Linked DNA regions of Mus musculus: region 2 is linked to region 1. Evidence: chromatin contacts called from ENCODE POLR2A ChIA-PET data. All regions are on one chromosome and are shown on one strand. The core of a region is the stretch at or near the end of the contact, and the rest is flanking DNA. Distances in the headings are between cores, read along the strand shown.

Evidence for each region. ChIA-PET counts read pairs that join two places held with the same protein, here RNA polymerase II (POLR2A).
Region 2: POLR2A ChIA-PET joins it to region 1 with 13 read pairs in Patski. The contact joins the promoter of Rps20 here to the promoter of Tgs1 in region 1. POLR2A ChIA-PET finds 5 or more read pairs at or near these places in 4 of 5 experiments (Patski and embryonic stem cell).

The regions. Positions count from the first base shown.
Region 1 is chr4:3,573,251-3,576,869 of GRCm38, forward strand. It overlaps Tgs1 (trimethylguanosine synthase 1), which reads left to right and starts at 1,629. Exons shown (of 13, transcript NM_054089.4): 1 at 1,629-1,879. The coding sequence starts at 1,776. It overlaps Tmem68 (transmembrane protein 68), which reads right to left and starts at 1,603. Exons shown (of 8, transcript NM_028097.4): 1 at 1,454-1,603.
Region 2 is chr4:3,833,611-3,837,229 of GRCm38, forward strand. Rps20 (ribosomal protein S20) reads right to left here and starts at 2,045. Exons shown (of 4, transcript NM_026147.6): 1 at 1,874-2,045; 2 at 1,582-1,681; 3 at 1,326-1,399; 4 at 1-1,073. The coding sequence starts at 1,876. The coding sequence ends at 891. It overlaps Gm32823 (a long non-coding RNA gene), which reads left to right and starts at 2,039. Exons shown (of 5, transcript XR_881078.2): 1 at 2,039-2,324; 2 at 3,073-3,265. It overlaps LOC115490074 (a small nucleolar RNA gene), which reads right to left and starts at 1,536; the gene lies at 1,469-1,536.

The DNA.
Region 1 (3,619 bases), core at 379-2,878:
TTGCCCTTTAAAGTATTAAAAGAAAATATAGGGGAAACTATGCCCTCCAAAGAACAGACATCCAAAGCAAAAAAAACAAAAAAAAAACAAAAACAAAAAACAAAAAACAAAAAACAAAAAAAAAAACTATTAGTTGAACAGTAGATTTATTTCTAGAGTCAAAAGATTTATTTCTAAGTAGTCAAAAAACCCAAATAATCCCATTAAAAGGGGGGCTTGAATAGTCACTGGCTATCAAACATATGAAGAATAGATAGCAACACTGTTGTTGCTACTCTTGACTGTCAGCTTATGGGTTTAGAACCACCTAAGAGACAAACCTCTGAGAATGTCTGTGAGGTTGTTTGGTTGGTTTTGCTGTTGTTAATGGAGGTGGGAAGTCTCACACTAACTCTGGGTGGTGCCATATCAGTCTCTCATACAAGGAAGTTAATCTCAAAGATTAACAGCGAGTCAGGACAAGTGCAGGGAAGTATATAGACATGGTGATTTAGTGGGTGTGGAGCATAGCCAAAAGGAAGACTTAACTTTTAAAGCACAGTAGGAAAACTGGATTACAAAGTGAGTATCCAAAAACAGCTAAGAGAGAACAGTTTGAATGCCCCAACACAAAGAAACAGTGTCTGAGGTGAGAAATATATCGTTTCCCCGGATCTTCTCATGAATGTATCTTCTCATGATCTTCTACATGCACTGAAATGCTGCCCCGTGACCCAGAAATATGTAAAATTATTACATGCCATTGGCTTTTTAAAGAATTTTAAAATGTTTTTTTTTAATCACCTGACCCTGTGGGGAGGATGCATGAGTGAGCATGTGAAGGCGGAGGACAACTTTCATGCACCCGTGAATGTTTTGTCCCTTTAACCAACTCGAATAACCAATAAGCCTTCTCCTCACACCCATGTGTCACTTATCAATAAAAAGAAAACAAACAACAAAAACCCCTTGAGTTCAAGCTTCTTTCTCCGGGTTCTGATGTACATTACCTTGCAAAGATTTTGTTTTTCAATATAAAAATGCTCTTCTACTTTTGGTTAAAGTCCCCTACTCTTTTAATGACTACTCTTCTACTGCATCATAGTCTAACTCTAGTCACTCTCTCCAATAATGCTGTAAGACATTTAGTTATTTTTGAGACAGCATCTGTGTGGACCTGACTTGCTCTGCAGACTAAGCTGGCCTTGATCTCAGAGAGATCTGTCTGCTTCTGCCTCCCAAGTCTGAGATTAAAGGTGTATACCACCATGCCTATCTATAATTCACATCTAGACTGGTATATTGAATTTAGGAGTTATGAAAGGAAGGAATACTGCAGTTGTAGATATACTGCACGGCGCAGGCGCAGAGGCCGGGAACTAGTCCGGCTTTCCGCTCCGGGCCCCGCGACCAGGACACCACGCCTGCTACCGGCTAGAACAGCATGGAGAAGTCCATGGGGAGCTCGACGCACCTGACAAGAAAGTCACAGGAAATCGGCGACCTCGGCAGCTGGTCGGCGGCAGAGCCGGGAGAAGCAGACACGCGGGTAGTGCCGGTTTCCTTTAACTGCCTGAGAGGAAGAAGGCCGAGCCACATTGGGTGTAGGACCGTCGGTCGCCCCGCCCCTTCCGGTAGCTGCTGTCGCTGCTTCCGGTAGCGCGGCTGGCTGGCTCCCGGCTCGAGCGTCCCCAGGCGCGTTCCGCTCCTCTGCCCGCGCGAGTTACGCCTTTCTGTCTTCAGCAACAGCGCCCGGCCCAGTCGCGGACAACACCAGAGCGAGCCCGGATAACGAAATGTGTTGCGAGAAGTGGAACCATGTGGCCGAAATGCTGCTCTTCATTGAAGACCGCGAGGAGGAGTACAAGATCCTTTGCCTCTGCTCCCGGGCATTTGTGGAGTAAGTCGCGACGGTCCTCTCTCACTTTCTGTCCTTGCTCAGGAATGGGGGTGTCGCAGAGTTAGAGAGAGGCTTTCCAGAAAGCCACATGACCTGATGTCTAAGAAACTCGAAACCCCGCGGGCATGAAGGAATGTTCTACTGCAATTACTAAAGGGAAGATTAATATAATTTTGATTTTTTTTTAAATGTGGTACCTTATATGTGTCATTTCGGGTTTCCATAAATGAAGGGCCAATCTCAACATTGGTTGAGTCGGGCGAGATGGCCCAGGTATTGGCCATGCAGAAGGATAGCAAATTCAAGACCATCCTGAGCTATACCAGTAAGATGGAGTGTGAAGTGTAAACTAATACAAATAGATTGATGAGATGAAGGATCAAATTAGAGCTCTATTTGCAAACTGTAAAATCCTTTCCAACAAAAATTTATGTATCTGAAACGTCTAATTATTTGAGATAAAAGTGTTAACTGTTTATGGCAGTTTTAGAGACATCTCTGGGGGAAATGTTGGTTTCATGTTTAAAATTGCCAGAATAGAAAGTACCTTCTGGTGGGAAAAGCATTGACAAATTTTAAATTTGAAGGTACTCATTTTCATTATGTACTTGAGGGAAGATATCTGAAAGTTTCCTCAAAAAAGAAATATAACACCATGTTAAATTTAACATTTAAAAAATGTACTAGGCTCATTTGCACAGGTCCTGCTGGTTCAGAGTTGAACAGTCTTCTAGTGGGGGAGTGAGGATGATTATAAGACCGAAAAGAAGACTCAGAGACAAAGGTTAGAAATCCGGAGGGCTGCAGGCCTGAACCACACTGGCCCCAAATGTATTTCTCATAACCTTAATACACTTTACAGTATCATGGGAAACAAAGTCACAAACTAGCACAGACAATGGCTGACAGAGAATGGATATCTGTTCCCATCCGGAGGCCTCCCTGTTCCTTCCACAAAGATTAATCGAACGTTCAGCCTCTCTCCTTGAGCCTCAGTTGTAGCTTTTTGTTCCATGCCGTTGGCAGGCCAGGAAATCTGTCAGCCTGACCTGCCTTGACTCCGCCTAACAGACAGGCTTTTACAGAAGCAGACAAAAATGACTCCCAACGCTCAGGTGTACATTTAATTCAGTAAAGTTCTTTTTTATGCTCCTATTAGATGCTGGTAGGTAATGGAATATAAGATGGGACCAGGCTGCGCTGAATTCACTTTCTAAGCAAAAGAGATCAATATTGCACTAAGGTAGCGGTTTGCACAATTACTCAGTTAACTCAACTGGATAAGAGACATGTCTGTGGTGCTTTGATAGCAATCTGGCAGGATGGACAGTGAAAAATATGAAGCCTTGGGAGAGGAAAGGAACTCCTCCATTTAGAGTCTTCTTGAAGTGCCTTTTTGGCAGAAAGTCGAGAAAACCAGTATCCTTAACAGAATTTTATGTAAAAATGGCCTGAGTGAAAACATTACTTTTATGTAAAAATAGTTTGAGTAAGTATTAAAATAGGCTGGTGTGAATACTCACGCCTTTAATCCCAGCACTCAGGAAGGGGGAGGCAGAGGCAGGCTGATCTCTTGAGATCGAGGCCAGCCTGGTCTTCAGATAGGTTTTAGCACAGTCAGGGTTCTGTTACACAAAGAAAGCCTATCTCAAGAAGAAGAAAAAAAGAAAAAGAAAAAAAGGAAAGGAAGAAAAGTTGGACTGCAGCAGTGAGGTGGCTCAATGAGTAAAGGCATTTACC
Region 2 (3,619 bases), core at 795-3,294, 260 kb after region 1:
CTAGCCTCAACACTAGTTCAACTCAAACACAGCTTCTACATCACTAAAACCTGCTTTGATGTGTACCTGAAGTCAACATAGCACACTCTAGGTTATTTTCCAGTTGAACACATGACTGAGATTTAAAAGTTTTAGATGGAATTAAAGATTAGTTCAGTTGGCCAAAGTGGCACATGCAGGCTCAAATCCCCTCAACCTAAAGTTGCAGATATGTTGCAACATGAGTAACCCAAGTAGTGTGACATGGGAGAGGCCACCCTGCCTTTCACAAATCACCTGGAAAAGCAAAATTTTCATACACTAGTCTTTGGACATCTATTAGTAAGTAAACCAGGCATAGTGGCTCATGCCTGTAATTGAGAAGGCAGAATTTTGACCAAGTATGGCCTGCAGAGTCCATTTCAAATAACTCAGAATGGCTAATACAGTGGTCCCTGCCTTTAATTCCAGTACTCTGGGAGCAGAGGCAATCAAATAAGATTGATATTTAATGAGGTCAGCCTGTTCTGTGTTGGGACCCTATCCCAAAACAAAACAAAATCCCCAGGCTTAAAAGATCAAGGATGCAATCTGCTCTTTTCTAACCCAACTTAGTCTTTAAATTGGCTTAGCGCCCCCTGCAGGAAACCTAACGTCTCTTTTTCACCTGACCAATCTGTTAGCACACCTTCATTTTTAAAAGCAGTTTAATGCTTCAGTACTTGCTCAGTGGTTAAGGAACCTGTTCTCTCCGAGGATGCAGGTTGGGTTTCCAGCACCTACATGGTGGTTCAAAGAACATCTGACACCCCTGTGACACACACATTTACACTCATAAACATGAATTAAAAAAAAAAAACCTGAACAAAAGCCAGCAAAATTTGACCATTAAGACGATTTATTCAGTTGTCTTAGGCATCTGCAATGGTGACTTCAACCTCAACTCCCGGCTCAATACTGATGGAAGTAATCTGCTTAACAATCTCAGAAGGACTATGTAAATCAATGAGTCGCTTGTGGATCCTCATCTGGAATCGATCCCAGGTCTTGGAACCTTCACCACAAGGTGTTTTTCTGGTAGTGATTCTCAAAGTCTGCAATAAAACAAAATTAGTCCATTTCTGAACCATTTTCTCTGTATGTTAACAGGTTTCAGCAACCTTTACTAGAGAGTTTTGGAGTTTGCTTTAAGAAAGGTATCATACTCAATCGCCACCAGACATTTGGCCCCTAATAACTTGTATTCTTAGGAATGTAAATTTAATCTCTGAATTTATTTGGCAATCAAACTCTGACCTTCCCCCTCCCCACCAGTCTACCAGTACTCGAGTCTACCTGTCCCTTACCTTGGTAGGCATGCGCACCGGTCCTTTCACTTTCAGATTCTTTTCCTTGGCGCCTCTGATCAAGTCCGCACAAACTGCGGGTTAAGAAAGCATGGTCTTTCAGTTAACTCAGAATGACTCGAGGCGTTTTAAACAAGTTCGCCTATCGGCTCAGAATAGCGTATAAGAAATATCACTATAACTCAATACGGTTGGTATCTCCTCATCGCCGACCGCGCCCCAGCGATCACCAAGCCACCCCGAGCATCGTACTGACCCTTCTCCAGCGACTTCACGTTGCGGCTGGTGAGCGTGATTCGAATTCGGTGAATCGCCACTTCGGGCTCCACGGGCGTCTTTCCGGTATCTTTAAATGCCTGTTATCACCCAGGCGGGAAAAACAAACAGCGACCCGTAAGTGGAGGCCCACTCCTACACAACCGCCATGAGGACCCTCTCCCGGGCCCTCGCCGCGGCGGGAGCCCTCTCCCGGGCTCTGCGCTCCCGGCGCCCCAGCAAGTCGAGCCCCGCCGACGCCCCAGGCCGCGTGGCGACGCCCCCCACCTCACCATGGCTGAGGCGCGGCTTCCTGACCGACTTGTTCCTCAGCAGGAGCGAACAGCGGTGAGTCAGGACGGAGCAGGCTGGCCGAGCTCCGTAGCGCGCACCGCCGGGGCTCAGAAAGGAGGGGCCGGACGGCGCCGGGCGCTTATAAAGCACGTGCGCATCCGGGTGCTTTGTGACCCGGAACAGGAACCGCCCCGCCCGCGAAGAGGTCGCCGTGGGGGAGGCCGGGCTGCGTCCCCGCCTAGTTGGCGGGAAAGGCGAGGACGCGCGCGCGCCCTCTGGCCTCTCGGCGGAGTCCCTGTCCTGACTCGGAGGACAGACGAAGCTGGAGCGGAGAAAACTCATGCCAGGTGCTCTCTGCACAAGCACCTACGGTCTTTACAGTGCGAAATATGCTTCGCATGCATACTCGATCAGCTTGCTTTTGTCTGACAAGGGAAGAGTTGTTTTGAGGTTAGCTGACACGGACCTTGGGGAAGAATGATCGTGACAGGGCATTTATTTACTTGGTGCTGAAGACAGAAGTCAGGGCTTAGCAGGAAAACGCACTCCATCCATGAGCTGACACCCTGAGTTCAATCTTGTGAATCCTTGTAGAAGGAGATAGTGGTTTTCGGAAACTTGTCTTCTGACGAGAGCTGTGGCACCCCCCCCACACACACACACACCCCACCTCCCCCCCACCCCCCATTAATTACTAAGCTTATATTCTAAAAATTATTCGGAAACTGCTTTTCGGAGCTGAAATGCCCTTTTGTGATATTTTGGCTTTGGGCTTCCAGGAATATTGGAAACGTCTATATCTGCTGGAAACCCAGGTTTAGCTTCAGTTAGTTCAATTAAGTGAAGGCAGAACTCTAGTCCCAGTGCTCTGTGGGGTCACAGGGCATTGTACCTGCAGCCTGGCCTGGAACCCATCTACCCAGTTTTAATATTCTCTTCTCTATGTTGCGATGGAGCTCCGTTCTGCTATGTTATGATGGCTGAGACCTCCGGGGACTCCTTAGAACGGAGCAGTTGTTCATAATAAAATTAGTGTCTGCGTACAGCAGAAAGAAAGCCAAATGTCCTCAGGTCAAATGTCCTAGGACGCAGAGGATGGTGCAGATTAATCTACACTACCCACTGCGCAAGGTCAAATAGAATGTAAGCCTGGAGGTGGGTTACAGACAACACAGGAGGAAATAACATTATTTTGTAGGTGAAAGTTACTTGCTCCGAGTTGCCAAACCCAGAGCACTGATTCCCCTCCAAGGAGAACTCCCTAAGCCATGTTCTTCTGAGCTTTGGGAGCGCCAGCACCGATTCACTTGCTTGGTCGGGATTCGACCTAACTAGGAACTGGCTTTCTGACTCACAGTGTACATGAAGTTTTGCTGTCATTGAACAATTAGGTAAGTGTTAAAGTTAGGGGAGTTTTCGAGTTCAATTATTTTTAAATATAATCCATTGACCTCTTAGACTACTAGTAGACTTAACATCAGAAAAAAGTCTAACTTTGTTTTTCTTTTCCTTTCTTGACTATTTGTTTTGTTCTGCTTTGTTTTTGTGTGAGGTAGAGTTCCTTTGTGTAGCCCTGGCTGTTCTGAAATTATTCTGTAGACCAGGCTGGCCTGCACCCTGAGATCTACCTGCCTCTGCCTCTGCCTCTGCCTCCTGAGTGTCTGCTTTTTTTTTTTTTTTCTTTTTTTTTTTTTTTTTTAAGACTTTAGTCTGGGCCGCTCTGGAATTTACAGAGATCTTCTTGT